Linked DNA regions of Mus musculus: all the other regions are linked to region 3. Evidence: chromatin loops called from intact Hi-C (ENCODE). Cell type or tissue: heart. All regions are shown on one strand.

Region 1 (8,000 bases), 180 kb before region 3:
GGGTGACATAATGTGTGCATTGAAAGCATATTAGAATTTTGCTACATTAAAGAAGATAATCGGGTCTGGCATGGTGGCACACACCTTTAATCCCAGCACTCAGGAGGCAGAGGCAGGTGGATTTCTGAGTTCAAGGCCAGCCTGGTCTACAGAGTGAGTTCCAGGACAGCCAGGGCTACACAGAGAAACCCTGTCTCGAAAAACAAAACAAAACAAAAGAAGATAATCTATATATTCTGTTTTTATATGGCTTAAAACAACCCTCCAAGATCACAGCTAATAAAGATTCAGGGAGTTATTGTTGAATTCAATGTCATTGAAACTTCAGGGATAAGATCGAATTAAACTCTAATCAACACATAGCACAGTGTGTTCCTGCACATTTTTTAACACTTAGATTAAGAGGCAAATCTAGAAGACTCAAAAGCTTTCCTTCATATTAATGAGTTCCAATTGACAATAAAGATAAAAATGTATCTAGATTTAAGAATCATTAGTAAAGGTTTATTCTTCTGTCATCTCAGGAAATCTGCCGAATACTAAATTAGGGGCATCTCTCTGTAACATGCTCTTGGTTTTCCTTCTTTTTCATTGTGCCTTATGTCTTTCATGAGAAATACATCGATTCTAAGTAAAGGGAGTAATAACCCAAGAACTCAGGTTTTTCTGGAAAGCATAGACTCACAAATTCTCTCACTAGCATGACTCAGTTTAGTAAGTTACTCAGAAGTATCCCTGCCTTTATTCCTGGCCATTGTCTCCATTTAACCACTTCTGATTTCAGTATGGGCATTATGAAGTGCTCTCAGCTTTGCCAATTGTTCTTGCTTATTTTTAAAAAATGAAAGAATTAGCCATGTGTGTTGGTTCAAGTCCAGCACTTGGGAGGCAGAGGCAGGCGGATCTCTAATCTCAAGGCCACCAGGTTTCCAAAGGAGTTCCAGAATAGCCAGGGCAAAAACAGAGGAAACTTATCTCACGAGATAGAGAGAGAGAGAGAGAGAAAGAGAGAGAGAGAGAGAGAGAATTTACCATAGTTCTTTTAACTTGTATGAAAAGGACCCTAAACACTCTGTGATAATGTCAAAAATTCTTTATGTAGCACTATAGCCCCAATTTTAATTTCATCCCTTTCTCTCATTAGTTTAGTCATCTGTACCTGTTCCTTTAACCCAGTTCCTCCTGTTCATCTTCCAGAAAGCAGTTCTTCATTGCTTGGCGTGAGGGTAACACTTCTTCCTATAGGGTACACCCTTCATGATACTCAAGCCCAGACAGCAACTGTCCCATCTCTCGACCTCTCTATTCTCCCAGAACAGAAATGGACATCCAGTTCTGTCCATGAGATTTTACTAACAAATATTGTATTGGAATTTACAGTATTAAATGTCATTTATCAAACTTCATTTCAATAGTGCTAAATTACTACACCTTTTCCTCTTTGTGTTATATATATTTTTTATAGACAGAGAATCTGCTGTATTCATTCTTATAGACAGAGAATCTGCTGTATTCATTCTATGTCTAGGACATATCTTATGCCATATAAAGTAACATATTTTCAGTCATGGATGTAGCTTAGTAGAAAAACACTTGCCTAGCATGCTAAGGTCCTGGAGATGATTCCTCAGACCAGCCAAAAATTAAAAACATATATACAATCAAAGTTTGGTCACTTGAGAGATACGGAAAACAACAACAAAAAACCCCTAAACTTGAAAATCATGTAGTTCAGCCATACAAAGCTACTTATTAAACTGTGTACGTTTATTATTTGGGAGAATATGAAGAAAGAGTACAATGCACTCTCTGATAACTAGAAGATCAACAAGTCAACAGTATGACAGGAAGCTGACATTTGCTTCCATGTGCAGTTTTGGCACCAAAAGAGTGAAAAGAATATTATCTCAAATATGCTTGTCAAATATTCATTGAGTGACTACAAATCTGAATTTTGTACATGGGATACTACTTTGAAAATACCTATCTCCAAAATAAGTTTATAAGTAAAAGTAGACTATATTTGAATATTTAATTTAAAAAACTTAAGGTTAGTGCTTAGATTAAAAATAATAAATGGAATATTTACAAATAGTCCCTGGTGGGTGGCCTCTACTCATGCCACATGTGAAGATTTCCTCTGTAGCAGTACTGGAATGATCCAGGCTTTCTGTACCTTCTATGGTTAATATTATAAACTGTTTAAAATAGTAGGTCACCTGAGTGTTTTAAAAGTGTTCAGAATTAATACTATGAAAGTATTTCAAACCTAAAAATTATAAAGGTTCCAATAGCAGAAGAAGTAGAAGATTAATTTGAAAAAACAAACAAACAAATCATGAACACATCAATGAAATTCAACTTAATTGTAAGCATTCGTTAGAAAGAAATTGAAACTTTATATGCTCCAGTACAGGGGAATGCCAGGGCCAAAAAGTGGGAGTGGGTGGGTAGGGGAGTTGGGGGGAGGGTATGGGGGACTTTTGGGATAGCATTGGAAATGTAAATGAGGAAAATACCTAATAAAAATATTTAAAAAAAGAAAGATCTTAACAAAGCTGCAAAAAAAGAAAGAAATTGAAGCAATATTTAAATGCCACAATGGAAATTTATATTTTATAATGATATAATACATTTATACCAATAACCTGTGTGTAGCGTAGAAAGCTGAAAGGTTACAGAATAACAGGCTTTTTTCAGTGTCAACAATAGAGAATTCGAGATTCTTCGAAATATGCCTTAAACATATATCACAACCTCCCTAGAATCCCCACTGTCAAACATGCTTCTAAGTGCAAGAAAGTGTTTTTGAAGGCTGAGAGATGTAATTAGTGTGAACTGCCTACCTAGTATGTGAAAGACTCTAGCTTCTATCCTCAGTGCCACAGAGGAAAACAAGCATCTATATTCTTGAGCCACCTTATCCTTTTTATGTGCCTACGAACCTCATTAATTCAAAGACACTCTTTGTGAGGGCTATTCCTGGTTGTCATCTTGACTACATCTGGAATAAAGTACAATCCAGAAATGGAGGGCACACCAGTGATCCAGATCTTGAGGCTGAAAGACACAGACTTCTGGCCCAGATCTTTTAGTAGTAGTAGTAGTAGTAGTAGTAGTAGTAGTAGTAGTAGTAATTTTTTTACACTCCGTATTTTATTCCCTACCCCCACCCTATCCCCCGAATCTACCCTCTAGCGACTGTTCCACATCCCATACCTCCTCCCACCTACCTGTCTCCACATCGTTGTACCCACACCCCACTCCACCTGACCTTTAAACTCCCTGGGATCTCCAGTTTCTTGAGGGTTAGGTGCAGCATCTCTGAATGAACACAGACCCAGAAGTTCTGTACTGTATGTGTGTGTTGGGGGCCTCATACCAGCTGGTGTATGCTGCCTGTTTGGTGGTCCAATGTTTGAGAGATCTTAGGAATCCAGATTAATTGAGACTGCTGGTCCTCCTTCAGGATAGCCCTTCTCAGCATCTTTCAGCCTCCCCTAATTCAGCAACAGGGATCAGCTGCGTCTGTCCATTGGTTGGGTGCAAATAACTGTATCTGACTCTTCAGCTGCTTGTTGGGTCTTTCGGAAGGCAGACATGGTAGGTACCTTTTTGTGAATGCTCCATAGCCTCAGTAATAGTGTCAGGCCTTGGGACCTCCTGTTTGAGCTGGATCCCACTTTGGGCCTTTCACTGGACTTTTTTTTTTTTTTTTTTCCCAGATCTTGACATGGAGATCTTGAGGCAGAGTGACCATGAAAAGCTTAGACCTAGGCAAGTTAGTATCTGCCTTTAATCCCAGGAGATTGAGGCAAGAAGATGTCTGAGTTCAAGGCCAGCCTGAGACAAAGCAAGTTCCAGATCCAGGCATGATTGTACACAGTTTTAAACTAGGCCACACTTTCTGCTGGAGGTCTATATAAAGGCATTGGAAGGAGAAAGACTTTTCTATTGCTTGCACATCTGTTGGACCAGATAAAACAACTACCTTCGTGGGACTGAGCAACCGCTAGATTTTTGGACTTCCTGTTCACACCTGCCCATTTTTTGGGTTAGTTGAACCAAATCAAGTCAATACAATAAATTCCCTTAATACATAGAGACATTCCATAATTTCTGTGACTCTAGAGAACCCTAACTAATTGCAGTGTTCTTGCTTGATCCACTTGAGAGTTCTGCAGTAATCCAGACCTGCTCCCTGGGAAAGGGTCTGTGCAGTGAGTGACTGGGGTCCAGCCTTACAAGGGATGTTAGGCCTTCAACACAGTGGGCCAAGCAGTTCTTGGCCACATAGGGACTGCTCCTCTCATCCTCCTCTCTACCTGACACAATCGACTTTGAAATTGGGTTGAGTAATCTTTCCCAGCTGCCACCTAAGTACTAGTTCTTCTTTTGGGTCCAGGATCCAAAAGGCCCATTCCAGAACAGAGTCTCTGTTGGGTGGGGGTGGATCTTAAGAGACATCCTTTGCCAGACTACCACAATTCCCACTGGGCGACCCCAGGCACAGGCGGGGAAAATGAACACAGAGAGACCTAAAATCGATCTCCAGATGCCCCAGGGGTGCCTGCTGCAAAAATTTATCCAAACTGAAAATTTCTCAGACCTGGTGCCCCAAACGCTGGATTTTTCCTTTGTTCTGCGGCCTGGCCACAGTAACTAGTCCAAATGACCACTAGAGGGCACTGTAGAATTTAGCATCCTGTGTGATCCTGAAATTTTCTGCCTCTTTTCTGGCAAGTGGCCTGAACTCTTTAAGTCTGGGTTTGGGGGAACTTCACTCTCATCCCTCCCTCTGTGGCTACAGTTCAGGTCTTACTAGCAAGGATGATCACAATGGCAGACCCTTGCCTCCAAGGCCTCAGACCACAAACCTGAGCGAGTCCCCTGCCTTGACAGAGCCTTGCTTACCTCTCCCCGTGTTCCTGTTGCAGCTGCAGAGGTATGGATGGATCACTTATCTGTGAATTGGCTTCCAAGCTCTAGAGTCCGACTCTTTAGCCCACTGTGTCTTCCACACGTCTCTGGTTCTCACTGCCTGTCTAATTGGACTGCACTATTCGCTTTCTGAGTCCAGCCCAAACCAAGGTAAGCATTCTCTCTTCCTTCATGGACTCAGATTTTATTACAACAGCTTGGCCTCATTTAAAAGCTACAAATTAGTACACCTGATTTCCAAATTCTCACTACCACAGACAAATGACTTCCAAATATCTTATACCTAAACTTGCTCTGTTCTGTGCTCTCCAAGTCTCTTTTCTCTATGCTGTACTTCCCCACTCTTACAAATCTTGTGTACCTGATTTCTTTGCACTCTGCCCTCAAAATAGAACACAAAAAGAAAGAGAGATTATTGAGATTAGATAAACTCTTTACCTAAAGATTAATAAGTTGCTCATTGGGTATAGTTTAAAATCTATACAATGTGCAACAAGATTTGACTTTAAACATATGTAGTGGCTATTCCTGGTTGTCAACTTGTCTATACCTGGAATGAACTACAATCCAGATCTTGAGGCCGGAAGACATAAGTTTCTGATCTGGATCTTGGCATGAACATCTTGAGGCATGACAGCCATGAAAAGCTTAGGGCCAAGCAAGGTACTACATATGTTTAATCCCAGGAAACTGAGGCAAGGAGATCTTTGAGTTCAAGATCACCCTGGGACAAAGCAAGTCCCAGATTCAGGCATGGTGATACACACTAATTTGGGCCACATCTTCTGCTAGAGACCATATGGACATTGAATAAAGGAAGTTTTTGTTTTTGTTTTTGTTTTTCGCCTTCTTGCACTTACTTGCCAGCACATCTGTTGAAACCTATTTCTACAGAAGACCAGCTGAAACAGCCAGTCTCGTGGGACTGAGCAACTACTAGATTCTTGGACTTCCCATTCACAGTTGCCCATTATTGGGTTAGACTACAGACTGTAAGTCATTACAGTGCATTTTCTCAATACAGAGAGACATTCCATAAATTCTATGACTCTAGATAACCCTGACTATTACAGAAGTTGGCACCTGGAGAAGGGTATTGCTGTAATAGGTTCGACCATGCTTTTGTTTGGAAGAATGCACGTTTTGGAATTTTGGATTTGGAAAGCAGTAGAATGCTTTAAATGGGGCATAATGGGCTATCCTAGTAGGAATGTGGAAGACTTTGTTACTGAGTATGATTTAAATTGAGTGGACCTGGCTCAAGAAGTTTCAGTGGATAATTCCAATGTGTGGCCTAAAGACTGTGTTTGTGGTATTTTAGTGAAGAATGTGGCTACTTTTTGCCCTTGTCAGAAGAGTCTGCCTGAGGCTAAGGTGAAGAGACTCAGATTAATTGCATTGACAAAGGAAGTCTCAGAAACACCCATCAAAGACTTTGTTCTCTGTAGCTGCCTGCAGCTATATGGTTCCTGAATGGGAGGCTGGAGCTAAAAGGAAGGAAATAAGGAGACAAGACAAGATACTGATCAAGGCCCCAGAGTTTACTTAAGAGTCTGAGTTTATAAAGGGGGAAGGCCCACCCCCCACCAAGCCAGGCTCTTGTTGCTTTGTCCCCAGCCTGTCAGCACTTGTTCCGGAATGTCTTAGGAAGACAGGTTCAGCCTCTCAGCGGGTAGCAGAGTCTTGGAGAGGTGCACAGGTGCCAGAACAATAGACCTATCTAGGTCGGGAGACTCCACCCTAGGTGGTCTAGTCCACAGTGGCAGAACAGGTCTGAGCCAGCCTGCTCAAGGCTCAGGGAAGCTACAGTTCTCTGGTTCAGTTTCATGAAGAGCATTTTAAACACGCAAAGCCAAGTTGAGAAAGAAAAAATAAAATATATGGTTCAAGAATTAAAGGGATACCATGTAGTGAAGTGGAGCTTAATCCTGTGATCAAGGAGATAATGAATTAAGGGAGTGGGACTTTTGGGCAAGATTCTACCCAGCTACCTTTAGATCCAGGCATGGTGGTACACACTCTCAACCCCAGGAGATAAAGATAAACAGATCTCTGAGTTCAAGGCCAGCCTAGCACACAGCAAATTCTCGGTTTAGAAAAGCTTAAATCCAAGCATGATAGACCACACACTATTCCCAGTGTTTAGGAAACAGGCATGCAAATCTCTCGAATTCAAAGTCAGGCTACAGAGCAAGTTCCAGGACAAGCAAGCTTAGACAGTAAAGGAGTTGGAAAAAATGAAAGCTAGTGATAATGTAATAGAACAAGGAGGCCATGTTCCAGCCCCAGCAAGTAGCAGAATTTGGCAAGTTTGTCCATGTGGCTCTGGTTTTAGAGTTCAGAATAGAAAAGACTACTGGGACAATCGATGCTGGTTAGCTGGAGCTAAGAAATTAGTGGTGATTAAGAAGAGACCAGCATCACTGAGGCGAAATCTTCTGGGAAGTATATTCTGAGAGCACAAAGAAGCTGTGTTCCACAGATAGCCAAGGTTGTACCTCGTGCTGCAGCTGTACTTGATAATGTGTAAGTCACCCAGGTGGTACTGGTTTTGAAGGCATAAAGGTGTCATGGAGAGTAGCTGAGGCTTGGCACTGTGAGAGGCCATGGAAGGCCATTGGTGAAAGTGCAGCCCTAATTGCAGTTGATGCTCCAGGACTGAAGAGGTCATACAAAGGAGTTGAGGCTTGGCACCATGAAGAGAGCCTTTGAAAGGCTATTGGTGAAGCTTAGTTGCAGTGGAAGAGCACAGTGTATTGGAGATGCCAGGGCCATGGGATGATCACCAAGAACAGCAGCAGCAGTGGAGTGGATCAACATGAGCTTAGAGTGCTACAGATGGCAGAGCTGAAGAAGTGACAAAAGCCCTTTGGGGGAGCCCAGAAAATCATTTATGGATCCCAAACACTGAAACAAGAAGCTGTAACATTGAAGTTGCCTTGGATACCCCAAGATGTTTGATATGCCAGAGCCATGGGCTATCTGCTGAGGAAAGCAGAAAGCTACTAACAGGGAGTGGGACCAGTCCAGTAGAAATTAAAAAAAATAAAAATAAAATA
Region 2 (8,000 bases), 98 kb before region 3:
CCATGCTCCCCACCTTAGTGATAATGAACTAACCTCTCTGAAACTGTAATTGAGCTCCAATTAAATACCCTCTTTTATAAGTTCTTTTGGCCATAGTGTTTCATCACAGCAGTAGAACAGTAACTAAGGCACACATAAAAATGAATAATGTTTTTAAAGCCGGGTAAATGGTATTTCTGGTTTATCTAAGAAACCATTTCCACAGTTAAATCCTGGAGGTTCTGACCTATTTCATGGTCAATCCTTGAAGAGTTCACAGTATTAGGATATAGCAAAAAAAAAGTAGGACGAGCCTTGGAGCTGGTAAGGCATGTCCTTGTGGCTGTGTCTTGCCTGAGGCCTTCTTCTATTGCTTTCTTCTGCTTCCTGGACACCATGTCTCAAACTGTTCTACCCCACTACACCCGCCCCACCATGGTATAATGACACTCAAGTAGTAACCCAGAATAAATCTTTTTTTCCCCTTAAATTGTTTATGATACATGCTTTGTCACAGTGGTGAGATTGCTTAACTGAGGTTTGAAATATGCTTGCATGATCTTGGTTTTGGTTTCTTGTGGGGATCAAGGTCACCACCCTTGGCTACATAGTGAGTTTGAGGCCATCCTGGGCTATACAAGACCCTAAATAAAAAGAAAAATCAAATTCACATGGCAGGAAAGAAATAATAAATCAATAACGAGAACTGTAAGTGTCACTCAGTAGCCACTTGCCTAGAACACAGGAGGATCAAGTTTAATCCTCAGCACCCTCTCCCCTCCTCCATTTTCAAAACACAAAAGCATTTCAGATGCACACTAGCACGTACTGTTGTCTACACAAAATGCTATCAACATAAAATTCAAAATTAGGCCAAATAAATGTATGCTGCTGAGGTTGGTTGGCTTCCTGTGGCTACTCTTGCAAACTGGTTGTCTGGCAGTTCTATATATAGGTCAATAGTTCTAAATGGATCTCACTGGGCTCAAATCACGTTGCTAAGCTGGTCTCCTCTAGAGGCTCCTGGGAGAATATGAATATTGCCTTTTCCAGCAACAAAACTCAAAATTCTACATCTGGGCTATGCCCCCAGCTCCTGACTCAGGGATTCTAAGCAGTCACTCTTGAGGAAGTAAGATGAAGGGCTTCAGGGTTCCTCAGTTTCCATTTTCTCCTTTGAAACTCAGCTCCATATCCTCACATCTCATATATCCAGTCTGAAATATGAGTACAACAGATATGTACTTTACTGGGGAATGGAGTGGAGGTGAGAACAGGAGGTTCCATCCTGGCTGGTTTAATTCCTGGCTCAGTCATTTACCAGTTATGTAACCTTGGGAGCAGATGCCTTGCTCTCTCTGTGACTCAGTTTTCCCATCTGTAACTGGGATCCACAATAGTTCATTCCTAATAAGTGGCTGGAAATGACGCCTACAGCCGTGTGAGAACAGTGCCAGTAATGATTTGGGGGAGGGAAGTGGTCCGAGAAAGACTGAGGGGTCACTGGTATGTGGCAGCTTCTGGATGATGCTTTGTGTGGTGAGTGGTTTATGCGTACATGGGCAAGTCCACGAGCTCTGCATGTACATGTGGAGCCCAGAGGTAGACCCTAGGTATCTTCCTAAATTGTTTCCCACTTTATTTTTTTGAGCCAGGTTCTCTCACTGTACCTATAGTTTACAAGCTGGCTGGAATGCCCAGTGAGTACCCAGGATCCCCCTGTCTCTAATCCCCAGCACTGGAATCAGAAGCATTTCTGTGAGTGTCTTCTTGCTTGCAGAGCAAAGGTGCCACGAGGCAGTGGGTGCTTTTCTTCTTCATGCTCCACTCCTCAGGTCCCCACACTCCCAGTTCTGAGAGTGGAACCCAGAACCAGGCTAGGCAAATGCTCTCCAATAACACATACACCCAGCCCCACACTGGTAGATTCTAGACAGACAATCTACTTTTGAGCCACAACCCCAGTCCTATGATGGCACTCTACCACGAAGACATGACCCTTGCCCCTCACTGGGGGATTCTAGAAAGGGTCTTTTCCACTGAGTCACACTCCCAGATCCACAATGGTAGATTCTAAGCCTGTGCTCTACTGCTGAACCATCCCCCCTCCCAGCCTCTTATTAAGAGGAGCCTAGGGAGGTCCAGCCCTCCTGGTGGGTTCTAGGTAAGGATGCGCCATACAATTCCAGCTCCTTACTGGAAGATGCTAGAAATATATTGCGTCTGCAGTGCCGGGATAGGTCCCATGGCCCGTCAGATGCTAGCCAAGCACTCACCAGTGAGCCACCCCCACCACATCCCCCAGCACCTGGTTTTCAAAGTCAGGGTCTCCCAGAATATCCTGGCATTCAAAATCCTCCTGCCTCTGCCTCCCCAGTTCTGGGATGGAAAATGTGCATCACCACCAGTTTTCTAGGTGATTCCTAGGCAGTTCTCAGCCTGGAAACCCTCCTGACCTCTATTGTCCTTCCCTTAAATTCTATGCCTTGTGCTCAAGTTGGGTTAGGCCAGAGCAGCCTACAGGGCAATGAATGTGAGCGAGGTCAAGCAAAGAGTCAGTGTAGGTTGCTGCGCCAACATGTCCGGTCTCGACCTTTATTATCCTCAAGGCCCTCCTACCCCTGTGTTTCTCCCTTCTCCCTCAGCTTGCCAGCTCTTTGAAGCCCGGCTGGCTCCTCTCCCAGCCAGGCCCCTCCACCTGGAACTCAGCTGATAATCCCTCTTACTGACTAAAAATATCCCTCGAGGAGAGAGACCAGGGCTTTGTGCTAAGGGGCCCAGCATAGGGACCAGCTAAGCTGAAGGGAAGAGAGAGGCAGGGAGGAAGGGAGAAAAGAAAGGCGAGGGGAGTGGAGAAAGAGCTAAATATCCTACCCTGCCCTGCCTACGGTGGGGGTTGGGGACTGCTGTGTGTTTAAGTTTGATCCTAGCTGTTCGGAAAGTCCTGTTGTAACCAGCCTAACAGGGATAAACTCACTCTAAACAAACACTTTGGGCCCCTCACTTTGGCTATCAGAGTATTGAAACAATGAGCCCCAAGAAACTGGAATTTCCCCCCACCCTCAACCCCAGCCCCAACCCCCAGGAATCTCCAGCTGGGAGAGAAGAAAGTCTAAAGCCTGGGCCAACAGAGGAGAACTTTCTCCAGGAATGAGGTTTACACTTTGCCAACAACTTGTCAGACCACCTCGCTGAAGACAGGAAACCCAGACAGCACTGGACGGGACCACACCTTGACTGAGATGGCTTAGACATCCATAATTCTGGCCTCTACTTAACTCTTCACCTCCCTTTAGGACCCCAAACACAGTTTTGGGAGAGTCTCTAAATTTCTTTGTCCCACTTCACAATGTAGCCACACTGAGTAAATCTGCTTTTCACTGTTAATTTGGCTGTTCTAATTGACATATGGGGAATAAGTTGCCAATTCTGGCTTGTTGGAGCACAGGCTGTCACCACAAATCCTATCACACCAGTACCCCTCATCAACCACCAGAACTTTGCAGGGAGCAGGAACTGCTTTGTTTTGTTTTCTGTCTTTCTGAAAACAAGATTATGGGAAAGTAAATCAATCAAGACCTCCCTGACACATTTCCTGGGGAGGCCCATTCCTGCCTGGGCTCACCTGATTCCTGCAGGTAGAGGCCTAGAACTAAACACATCAGGGGCTCTACAAGATGAGGGGAGTGTTTTCAGATTGCTAAAGCCAGTCCTGCACTGGACTCCTAGCTGTCCTTTCCAAGTGACCCTGGCTCCCCCCAGGGCAACCAGCAAGTGCTGATGACCAGACAGACTGAAGGTCCAGAATACATCTCACAAAGATCTCAAGGAAGGCCCTAAGTCTAAGACTCTGCCTTGCCCCACCCCCTCAGAGGTTGCCATGTTTCTGCCCTCCACACTTGAACCCTGATCACCCCCTCCCAATTCAATTCTCAATGAGGCAGCTTGTTGAGTACTTTACCCAGGACCTCGGTAAGTGGGAGCGCTTGTCCCCAACCTTCCTCTAGGTGGAGGAGAGAGCCAACTACTTACTGCAAGTTGTAGTTGCAGTGTCACATGTGTGTACACATGCACACATACGCTTGTAAAAATTGTTTTAAGTGTCAATGCTAGGAGCTGGGTGTGGCACACATCTGTAGTCATAGCCCTTGGAAAGCATAGGAGGAAAAATGCAAGTTCTAGGTCAGCAGCTTGGCCTATAAAGGACCAGGCTATGGCTCGATTGGTAGAGTGATTACCCAGCATGCATGAGGCTCTGGTTCCCAGACCCAACACTTCATAGGAGTTGTAGTGCATAACTGCAATCCCTACATTTGGGAGGTGGAGGCAGATGGGTCAGAAGTTGAAGAGCACCATTGGTTTGGAGTTTGAGGACAGTCCATGCTATATCAAACTTTGCTTCAAAACAAAAATTAAAACAGAAGGGCAAGATGGCTCAACAAGTAAAGGGTGTGCTGCTAGATGTGATGACCTGAGTGCAATTGCTGAGACTCGCATGATGGAAAGGGAGCACTAGCCCCCTCAAGTTGTACTGTGACCTCAGCATGTGCTCTGTGACACATGTTTACCCACACAGACACACAAGTACACACAAAATAACAGAATGTAAAACATAAAATGAAATGGAAAAGGTTGTTTAGTACCACAATATATTGAGTTTCAAGTTTTTTTTTTAGTGAAGTGCTTTAGAAGGTTCAGTCATTAAGACCAGTGACTGCTGTTGCAGAGGACCCAAGTTCAATTCCCCGCACTCACATGGCACCTCCTGTTCTGACAGTCTAGTTCTAGTGGATCCGGTGCCCTCCCCCGGCACTGCACATACATGGTGCACAGACACAAATGCAAGCAGAGCACCCATACATATAGGTGTGAAGATTTAAAAAAACAAAAACTTTTAAGTGTTTTAGCAAAACACATTCCTCAAGCACCTGCAAGTCGACTTTGTTTTCACCTTCTCTACTCAACTCACTTCTCACCACCCCCCACAAGTCTCAGACCAAATCCAACATAGCCACTGTGCAGCAGCCAGGTGTTGGCTCTGCTCCTTTCCTTCACCCCTTAAGTGATGAGTGTGGTGTGACTTTTGACTGCTGGATCACTTGAAACTGTCTCCCATGGCGACTTGGATTAGAAATGTCCCACAAAAGCATCTATGTTGAGGGCTTGATCCCTGGTAGATCAGTATTGCGCAAGGGAGGCTGCTGAATATAACTGGTTCATAATGGCTCTGGACTCACAAAAACCTGACACACTGACAGACTCTTAGCTTCATGGGCTACTAAGAGCACTGGAAACTTAGCAGATGTGGCAACAAAAAAGCAGGTCACTGGTGAAGAGATTATCTCTCTTATCTCTATCTTTCTATTTCTTTTCCTTATCTACCTCCCCCCTTTCCTCCTCACTCTCCCTCCTTCATCTCTCCTTCCTCTTCCTCCTGTCTTTTTCTATTCCTCCTCCTTCCTCCCTCCTCCTTCCTCTCTCCTCTCTCTCCCTCCTTACTGTCTCTCTCCTCCACCACTCTTTCCTCTTTTCTCCCTCTGGCTCTCCTCATCGCTCTTTCCTCCTCTCTCCTCCACAGTTCTCTCTCCCCCTCTCTCCCTCTCTTCTCTGCCCTCTGCTCTCCCCTTCCTCCACCTTGCCCCTGTGCCCTGGACCCTATGAGGGGAGCAGTCTGCTCTGCCCCACAAGTCTGGATGCTCTGCCTCATCACAAGCTAGGGATGGTGACCTCTGAAACCACCACCCACCACTTCTCTCTCACCACCAACACTTCCATGGGACTTGGAATGGACATGGCTGGGGCTGGGTCCCCACACAAATAGCATTTCTGCGGGGATACCAGCAAATCACATGGGAACAGCTGGATGGGGGGTGGGGGGGAATCTGTCATCCCAGTACTTTGGAGCTATAAGGCAAGAAGATGGTAAGTTCCAGGCCAGCCTAGGCTACATAGTGAGAGCCTGGGGAGGTCACAGAGAGGAAGAACAGAAGAGGGAAGAATAAGGGAGGGGGGGAAAAGGAAAAGGAAGGGAGGATGGGAAGGGAAAGAAATTTAAAATAAAAAAGGACAAACAAGAAAACTATGTGCTTAAATTTTGTGGTTGTATACACATGCACACCTTTACACTTTTTGTTTTGTTTTGTTATATTTTGTTATGTTTTGTTTGAGGAGGGAATGAGACAAAGTCTCATTGTGACTTCAATGAGCCCAGGTGACCTCAAATTCACTATATAACTGAGACTACCCTTAAACTCCTGATTCTTCTGCTTCTATCTTCCAAGTGTTGGAACAGCACAGGCATGCAACACCACTTCTAGCACAATCTAATTTATTTTGACATATATCAAAGCCTATGAAGTCATTGCCTCAATCATGATAATGAACATATCCATCCCTTCCCCAAAATGTTCTTATGTCCTTTAGAGTCCCTCCTCCCTCCTTACCAGAAGCAGTCTTGATGTGCAACACTTGGGGTAAGAAATCTCTACGATTCCATACTATAAGATATCACAGAAAATGTAAAAGGAGGAGAAAGATATAGTTTGGATAAACCTGGGAGACATAACAGTGAGTGAAAGAAAACAAGACAAATCCTGCCACAATTCCAGTGGTAAGAAGTCTCTAGGCAGTCAAATTCAAGGACAGAAGAGCTGGGGACATGGCTCAATGGGTAAAGTGTTTACTGTGGAAGAATCCCAGAACCCAAATAAGAAAATCAGGCATGGAGAAGCAGAGAGAGAGAGACAGGATTCCTAGAGCTGGCTGGCCAGCCAGTCAAGCTTTATCAGGGAGCTCTGGGTTCAGTATAAGTCTTTAAAAACTAGATGAAGAGCAACTGAGGAAGACACCTGATACCTGACATCAACTTCTGAACTCAGCATGCACGCGCACATGTGCATGTGTGTGAAGAGCAGACATGAATGTGTGTGTGTGTGTGTGTGTGTGTGTGTGTGTGTGTGTGTGTGTGTGCGTGTGTGTAAAATAGAAATAGAGCTTCCCAGAGCTTGGCAGGGAAGAGGGAGAACTGGGAAGTTAATGTTTAATAATTATAGTTTGAATTGTGCAAGATAAAAACATTCTGTAAACTGGGGGCACAGCTATGTGAATAAATTAGGAATGCCAAATTGCACACTTAAAATAGTTAAGGTGACTAACTTCTGCATGTAGTCATCATAATTATTTGTTTTAATTAACAAAAGTAACACAAAGCTAGGTAGAGATGATAGGGGAGATAAACGAGTTATGCTGTCTGGTGTGGGCAGATCAAAAAGTTTAAAAAACAAAAGCAAAACGGAGGAAGTCACTAATAGCCACCTTTCTAATCTATGTAATGGAAAATCACCAACACAGTTCAGCTGGGGTAATGGTAGAGGAAGCCGCATCAGACTTGCAGATGGTAACGGTAAATTGTAGGCAAAATATAAAAGGACTACTGAGTCAGGTGAGGCTGCAGGAGCCAAGAAATAGAGCCACAAGGGAAGCTGACACCGAAAATAGCAAGTTCCATGATAGCCTGGATTACAGAATGAGTTCACTAGTCGAGCACCTGTCTGGAATGCACTAGTAAGGGACTATGAACACTTGCCTAATCTACATGCATGGCTAAATGTGAGCATTTACCCAATATACAGAAAAGCCTGGGAGATATCCCCAGCATCACTAAATAATAATAATTATTATTATAATTATTATTATCATATGTTTTGGGAAAAAAAGCAGTACCTAGAAATTCTAGACCTCATGAAACTATTTAAATTTTATTTTTTAGTTATAAAAATTTACTAAATCTTAATTTAAGATAGAGTCTTGCAATGTGCCCTGAAACTTATTATGGAGGCTACAATGGCCTCAAATTCTCAATCTTTCTATTTCAGCCTCCCCAAAGCAAGTGGTTAAAGTTAAACCAGTTTATCCTGGGAGGCATACACCAAGCTGTAAGTTCTATCCCCAATAACACATGTGTATACACACACACACACACACACACACACACACGCACGCTTCCCAGAACTCACAAAAAA
Region 3 (8,000 bases):
GAGGAGTCACAGTAAGGATATAGTATAGATAGTGTAGATAGTATAGATAGTATAGATAGTGTAGCAGAAAACAGAGGCCTCAAAACAGACCAATGACTCATTGCGACAAACATTTGCAAGAAAAGATGTGTAGACAAAAGGGTATACTGTGGGACACAATGTGACATACTACAGCTTTCACAAGATTTTTTTCTATCTTATTTTCTTTTGCAGGAGGAGATTGCAAGGGCAGAGGGAAGATATGAAGGGAAGAGAAGATTTGTAGAATTGGGGCTCATGATGTGAAATTCACAAAGAGTCAAAAAAAGGTTTTTTAAAGATTTATATCTTTATTTATTTTATGTAAATGAGTGCTTTATCTGCATATAGAGCCTGCAAACCATAAGAGGGCATTGGATTCCATTAGAACTGATTCTGAGCCACCATCTCATGGCTGCTGGGAATTGACTCAATACCTCTGGAAGAGCAACCAGTGCTCTTAAGAGCTGAACTATCTCTCCAGGCACATTTTTAAAATAACTTTTTGTTTGTTTGTATTTTTGAGACAAAGTTTCTCTGTGTTGCCCTGGCTGTCCTAGAACTCATTCTGTGCATCAGGCTGGCCTTGAACTCAGAGATCTGCCTGCATCTGCCTCTCAAGTGCTGCAATTAAAGGCATGTGCCACCAGAACCCAGGAAAGGTTTACTGGTTTATTTGTATGTGTATGTGTATTTTGCCTGCATGTATATCTGTGTTCCACATGTACACACACCAGAAGAAAGTGTTGGATTGTAGTTACAGATGGTTTGTGAGCCACCGTGTGTTAGAAGTCAAACTCAGGACCTTTGTAAGAACAACAATGGCACTTAACCACTGTGGTGGTTTGAATATGTTTGGCCCATGGAAAATGGCACTATTAGAATGTATAGCCCTATTAGAGGAGGTGGGTAGAGCCTTGTTAGATGAAGTATGTCACTTTGTAGCAGGCTTTGAGGCTGCTATGCTCAAGTTCTGTAGAATGTGACCCTCCTCCTGGCTGCCTGTAGAAGACAGTCTCTTCCTGGATACATTTGGATCAAGAATTTGGATCAAGATGTAGATCTCTCGGCTCTTTGAGCACCATGTCTGCCTGCATGCTGCCATGGTTCCCACCATGATGATAATGGACTAAACATCTGAAATTGTAAGCCAGCCCCAGTTAAATGTTGTCCTTCATAAAATTTGCTTTGGTCATGATGTCTCTTCATAGCGATAAAACCCAAACTAAGATACTAAGATAACTACTGAACCATCTCTTTAGCCCGCATAGATTTATATACATATATGTGTGTGTGTGTGTGTGTGTATTTTATATATATATATATATATATATATATATATATATATATATATATATATAAAACAGATAATTATGAGCTGCCTTGTGAGTGCTGGAAGTTGAACCCTAGTTCTCTGCAAAAGCAGGAGTGCTCTCAAGCACCAGGCCAACTTTCCAGTCCCTCATAAGCATGCTTTAGACATCCTTTGGGATTTATTTTTGTCATTTTCGATTTGTGTGGAAAGACTCATGCACACACAGATGCAAGTAGGCCAGAAAAAAGAGATAGAATCACAGGTTATCATGAGCTCCTTAAAGTGGGTGCTTAGAACCAAACTCAGAACTAGGGCAAAAGCAGCCGCTGCTCTTAACGCCAGAGCATCTCTCCAGCTCCTAGATACCACGTTAGGAAGGAAGGAAGGAAGGAAGGAAGGACGGACGGACGGACGGACAAGCTGACAACTTAAACTTTTTAAACGTATATTTGGGTGGTATGCTCACACTATAGCATCTGTGTGAAGGTCAGAAGACAACTTGAAGGAATCAGTTCTCCCTTCCACTATGTGAGTCTCAGGCAGGTCATCAGGCTATATGTAAGTGTATTTACCTGCCAAGAGATCTCACACAGCCTAAAATGATATTTTGGTTTCTTATCCCAATGTATACAAATATCATCATTTTCATTTCCAGTTGATTTGTGTATTCATATGTGTGTGCACCTGTGTGTGAATACTGGGGAAGGAGGGACCAGAAACATGCGTTAGGTGTCTTTCTCAATTGTTCATGCTATGTTTTTGGAAAGATCTCTCATTGACCTGGAGCTCCTTGAGTTTTCTAGGCTGGCTGGTTGGCAAGACCCAAGGATTTGCTCCTCTGTATTTCCCTATTGCTGCTCCACAATAGGAAGTCCATGCCTAGGACTTCAGAGCTGGTCAAAATCCCAGAACTTCAGAGGTCATAAGCCCTAGGAGGGGGCCTGCTGCTGCTCTTTTACAAAATGGGTGTGTTGTCAAATTGCCTTCTAAATGTTTCTGTGTATGCATATATATTAGTCCTGCTCTTAGCCTCTTTCTGCAGCAGGCACCAGGTAATGCAGAGACCCCTGACTGATCAAGGTTGAGAATAAATGACTTTTGAATGCTTAACCCTGAATGAGACATCTATATCAATCTCACTGAGACTCAGGGAACATTGCAGAAGTGGTATCAGAAACAATGGAAGAACTGGAGGATGTGGAGGGCCACTGTGAAATGCTGTCTTCTGGATGTGGTGTGGTCATTGCACTCATGAACTCACCACAGGTATTGTTATGTTTTATAAAAAAGAAAAGGAAGAAAAAACCAGGAATATGTACAGTAAGGTGGAAAGGGGTGTCTTTGTGGGCCCATACTGAGGCATCCCTTTCCCCTGAGGGACCAGTCACTTGAACTATAGTATGGAAAAGAGCTTATTTAGGGCATGGGGAGGGGAGGGGAGGGAGTAGAGACAGAGAAAGGCAGAGAGAAGTGGGAGAGAAAGAGGGAGAAAGAGGGGGAGGAAGAGAGGAGGGGAGAGAGAGAGAGAGAGAGAGAGAGAGAGAGAGAGAGAGAGAGAGAGGCCAGCCAGCCATGGGGGGGGGGAGTTATGGGAAGAGAAGGGACAGAGAGAGTAAGAGAGTGAGGAGGAGGAGGAGGCGGCAAACAGCCCCTTTTATAGTGAGTCAGGCATACTTAGCTGTTGCCAGGTAACTATGGGGCAGAGCCTAGAAGGAATGCAAACGCGTATGGTTACTTGCACAAGACCTGTACAGGCTCAAGCCAAGATCAGCCGACATTCCCACAGGCAGCTAATTATACTCAGTGGATTATTTCTAAAAGAAAGGAGAAAAAAAAAGGAGGTGGAGAGTGTGAGGAAGGGGCATGTTGGAGTGTGTCTGAGGACTTTAGACAGATGCATTATATGTGTGTGTGAAATTGCCAGAGAATAAATAAAAGATTGTTTAAAGGGGAAAGGAAGAGAGAGAGAAGGAGAGAGGGAGAGAGAGGCAAGAGCCAGTGAAATAGCTTAGCAGGTAAACCAGCTGCCAACGCAGAGAACCTGTGTTCAATCACCAGGAACAAACAACAAACATGGTAAACAACAGAACCAATCCCTACAAGTTGCCCTCTGACCTCCATATGAGTACATGATGATATGTGGGTGTGCATGCATGCGCACGTGCGCATGCAAGAGCGCGCACACACACACACAGTCACACACAAACACACACACACATATGAATAAATACATGTAAATTTAAGTTGGGGGGCAGTGAGGCACATAATCTAGGCCAAGACTTGGAGTGCCCTCTATTGACAGACTCTCTGAATTGCAGTACTTGACACCTTGCCACCTGTGTCTTCCAACTTTGATCTGATCCTCCTGACTTCAGAATATGACCACACTCCCAGCTTTCCTGGCCCATCTCTGTCTGTCCCATTCCATTCTCCTCCAGCCACTGTCACTCATTTCTCCCATCCGTATCAGACTTGCTCAGATTCATTCATTCACTCAGTCTGACTCAGTGCGTGCTACTGAGTACTGAGGTTGTCTGAGAGTCATTTTGTCATGCTGGGACTTCTGAGTTTTTCAGTTTGCATTTAATCGATTCTGTACTTGGGCCTTAGTTTTTTACAACTGACCTTGAGCTGTGCACTTTACATATAGGGACTTGCAACAATGAATGTGAAACACTTGGCACACATGGTAGATGTTGCATATATGTTTACCTAACTAGTAAACTCCAGATTTGGGGCAGGGTAGGACGCTGACAAGCAGATTCTCAGTGAGCACGAATGACCACAGGAAGAGAGGCTGAGCAGGCACATATGACATCACTTACGTAGGTGCAAGGTCTTCTGTCTTCCAGGAAAGCTAACTCACACCCAGCCTGTTGGTCCTTCCTAGTCTGCAGAAAACAACCCTGTGGTCACACCCAACATAAAGTCCTGAGCCGCTCCCCAGTGTTTTAACACAGCCTGGGAAATATCCATTCCAGAGCCCTTCTTCACGTTCTCACAGAGGGCTTGGAATGTGTAAAACCCAATAGAGGTGGGTAGAATGTTGAGGTAGCCTTGCTTGTCATCTGGGTGTGACGCATCAGTTGTGTTTCTTTTAAAATCTTTTTGTTTTGTTTTGTTTTTGTTTTTGTTTTTTTTTTGCTTTTTGAGACAAGTTTTCTGTGTGTAGCCCTAGCTGTCCTGAACTCACTCTGCAGTCCAGGCTAGCCTCAAAGTTAGAGATCTGCCTACCTCTTCCTCCTGAGTGCATGGGTTAAAGGAGTGTGCTACAACCTCCTGTTTGGTTGTACTCTTTAACCCTTAGCATCTAAGACTATCCACACAAGATTGGGCCCATTAACCTCCTACCATGTAAATCAGGGAGCGTTCACAAGTCTCTGCCCCTCCCTAAAAATCTATAAACAGACAGTTCATGGTTGCTAGGAAAGTAGAGATATTTCCTTCAGTAGGCTAGCCACTGGTAAGGAAGCTTTTGCTGTCCATTTCCCCATGACAATGGACTGTACCTTTCTGGAACAGTAGGCCAAAATGAATCCTTCCTCACTGAATCTGTTCTCTCAGGGTGTTTCTAAGTCTGCAACAAGAAAGGAGCATGGTTTTTGGCATGAGAAGTGCCTCCATAGGCTCATGTGTTTGAACCCTTTGTCCCCTGCGGTTGGCTCTGTTTGGGAGTTTATGCAATCTCTAGGACATAGAGTCTCATTGAGGATTAAGATCATGCAGGGATTAAGGCACTGAAATCAAGCTTTGACACTTAGCCTTGACCCACTTCAAGGTCTTATTTCCTGTTCCCTGTGTGCTGTGGAGATGTGATATTTCAACTTTCTGCTGCCGTGCCTTCCCCACTTTTATGGACATCTAGCCTGCTTGAATGTTGTTTTTGTCATAGCGTTTTATCATAGACACACACACCAAAAAAAATAGAACAGTAATTAAGACACAGACTGAGCCATTTGCCCAAGCTCCGGACACTGGAATATCAGGAGGACACGTCTAAAACCAGAAGAAGAAAGAGTTCTGGTGTGTGTCCTCACTTCCAATCTCAGTCCTCACCCTGGTTGTGGAATATGGGTGATGTCAAGGATATCTTAGAGCCTCAGTTTCATCATCTGGGTAATAAATGTCAGCAAAGCCTCAGGAACATATTGTGAGAGTTAAAATGTACACACAAAAGGGAGGTGGGGTGTACTTCCATAGGTGTATTTCCATAGGTGAACAGGATTTCATGGGGGTCAGCTGCATTCCCTGCCTTATCTCCTCCTCATAGCCTTCCCCAGGTCCTCATTCACACTCATTCCCAGGCATCAAGCCAAACTTATCCAGCCATGTGCTCCAGTTTCCCTTCCACCGGCTGTTCCCCGGGTGCAGACAAAGAAAGCCCTGTCCCTAGCCACCCACCCCAGCAGGCCCGGCACACTCTATAAACTTGACTGTAAGTATCCACCCTCCCCCACCCACCATGTCACTATTATTGGACTTATTGGAGTCACAGCTTGGACCCTAAGATTGTCAGTTCCTAGATAAGCCAATTAAAATGGCCAAATTAAAAGGAAAGTGGGAGAGGGTAGATTTATTCAATGTTGACCACATTGGGAAGACAGACGAAGGGATACAATGATCCCCTTGCTCCCAAAGTCCATCTCTGGGATTCTCAAGAGGTTACAGTTTAAGTAGAGGCCACAGCTATTCATGCCTAAGCAGTCTCCCATCGAGGTGTGGTCCTGTCCACCACTGACCAGTCAGTGTCTCTTCTGTAAGAGGTTTAGAAATCATAAATGTCTTTCCAGTTGAAAGCCTCTCCTCTCGCCCTGGTTTTAGGCTCTTCTCTCCTCCAAACATAAGAGACCCAAGGGAATTCCAGTTTTGTGGGGATCCATTGTTGCCACAATCTAGCGATCTAAGCCAGGGCTGCAAGTGTCTCTGCAAACTGTCTCCAGTTCAGCTTAAACAGTCAGTCAGAACACCCAGTCTCCAGCCTCAGCCTTAGGCTTTTGAGAACACCCTACCTACTCTTTCCAGATCCTTAGCTCTGGCTCACTCCCAGCGCTTGGGAGGCAGAGGCAGGTGGAGTTCTGAGTTTGAGGCCAGCCTGGTCTACAAAGTGAGTTCCAGGACAGCCAGGGCTGTACAGAGAAACCCTGTCTCGAAGAAAAAAAAAAAAATCCCTTCACTCTAGGCTTGCAGCTTTAAATCCTGTCCCTCAAAGGAGCCTCTGGGGATGCACAGAAATCAAAGGATGGGATCTATAGAAGTGTAAGCGATGGGCTGGGCTTAATGAGAATGACATGGGAGGGTGTGAAAGGGGGATCTCAGTGGTATGACATCATGACCTCAACCAGTAACAACATCACTATGAGAACAGGGAGAATGTGAAAACATTTGATGTCAAAAGGTGGTATGGGGCTGGTGAGATGGCTCAGCAGGTACGAGCACCCGACTGCTCTTCCGAAGGTCCTGAGTTCAAATCCCAGCAACCACATGGTGGCTTACAACCATCCGTAATGACATCTGACGCCCTCTTCTGGTGTGTCTGAAGACAGCTACAGTGTACTTACATATAATAAATAAATAAATAAATAAATAAATAAAGGTGGTATGGTGGTAGACATCTGTAATTCCAACCCTTGAGGGGATGAAGCAGGAAGATCAGAAGTTCAAGGTCATTCTCAGGTCCATAGGCCAATCTTGGTTATCAACTTGACTACATCTGGAGTCAAACCCCAAACATCTGGGCACGCCTTCGAGGGATTTTCTTAACTGAATAGCTTCAGTTGGGAAGACCCATGCTAAATCGAGGCCACACATTCTGGTAGCAGAAGCCCACCAACTGTTTATAGGATCCCAAATGGTCAGCCCTTGAAGCATATACATACAAATAGCACCATACAGAATGAGCAGGTGAAGGGTTGTGGGTCCTGCGTCCGCTCTGCCACAGGACTCCTCAGGATGCCGGGAGTTTACCCCACAACATCCCTTGGAGGCTGTTGGGCCATAGGGAAGTCCTGGGACACCACTAAGGGGGCGGAGGAGCACAGTCTGAGATGTGGGACCGCCAGAGCCATGGAGTTCCCAGGCTCTTGGACATCCAGGCACCGCTGGAAGTCACAGAAGATCTGAGAATGGAATCTGGGCCCAAGGGCTGGGCCTAGCCAGGGTAGAAGAGAGTCCCACCGGGAGAGTCCTTGGCTTGATGGCTGCAGGTTTGGGCTTGGTGCAATTATGGCTGGGAGTGCAGTGAGACCTTCTACGGAGACTAGACAGTGTCTCTATAGGCAAAGCCCTTCTCCAAGGCTCCCCACGGTGGATCCCGATGAAAGAGGTGGTCTGTGGTTCTAGACCATTTATTGCCATGATGGGAAGTAGATGTATAAAACCATATCCCATTCTCAGGGTGGGCCTGAGGAGTGTTGGGGAAGAAGAGCTTATTGGCTAAGCCCTCCAGGCCTTTAGGTACCTCATTAGAATGGAGCTCTCTATCTTGAGCCTGAGTGACCATACTTCATGTCACTTTTCCTCATCTACATGTGGAGGTCTTGGGGCATTGCCCTTACAAGACTAATGGTCACAAAACTATGCAGGGATGCAGCTAGTGACAGGTGCCTGGTGCCCGGGAATTCAGGATCTCCGAGGCTTCTAGCCTTACATCGACTGGGAACCAGGCTAC

Evidence for each region. Hi-C counts contacts between places; a loop is a spot of excess contacts. Peaks named below come from ENCODE experiments on the same cell type or tissue, not always from the same donor. Only the 100,000 strongest peaks of a DNase experiment are listed, where the experiment ranks them.
Region 1: it touches region 3 in a loop (6-fold over the local background); 33 of 42 quality-filtered maps call a loop at or near these places.
Region 2: a loop joins it to region 3, with 7 times the contacts of the local background. A loop is called at or near these places in 16 of 42 quality-filtered maps.

Annotation. Positions count from the first base shown.
Region 1 is chr8:4,585,175-4,593,174 of GRCm38, reverse strand. No RefSeq gene overlaps it. Among named protein-coding and RNA genes, the nearest start is that of Zfp958, 24 kb to the left of the region's middle. In heart, a CTCF peak has its summit at 4,668 (motif pointing right); no DNase peak of the experiment used is centred here; H3K27ac peaks cover 446 bases.
Region 2 is chr8:4,507,036-4,515,035 of GRCm38, reverse strand. The region is part of intron 1 of Cers4 (ceramide synthase 4); the gene reads right to left. Among named protein-coding and RNA genes, the nearest start is that of Cers4, 18 kb to the right of the region's middle. In heart, a CTCF peak has its summit at 3,986; a DNase peak (open chromatin) is centred at 2,655; H3K4me3 peaks cover 731 bases; H3K27ac peaks cover 4,503 bases.
Region 3 is chr8:4,409,016-4,417,015 of GRCm38, reverse strand. No RefSeq gene overlaps it. Among named protein-coding and RNA genes, the nearest start is that of Ccl25, 63 kb to the right of the region's middle. In heart, a CTCF peak has its summit at 3,632 (motif pointing left); no DNase peak of the experiment used is centred here.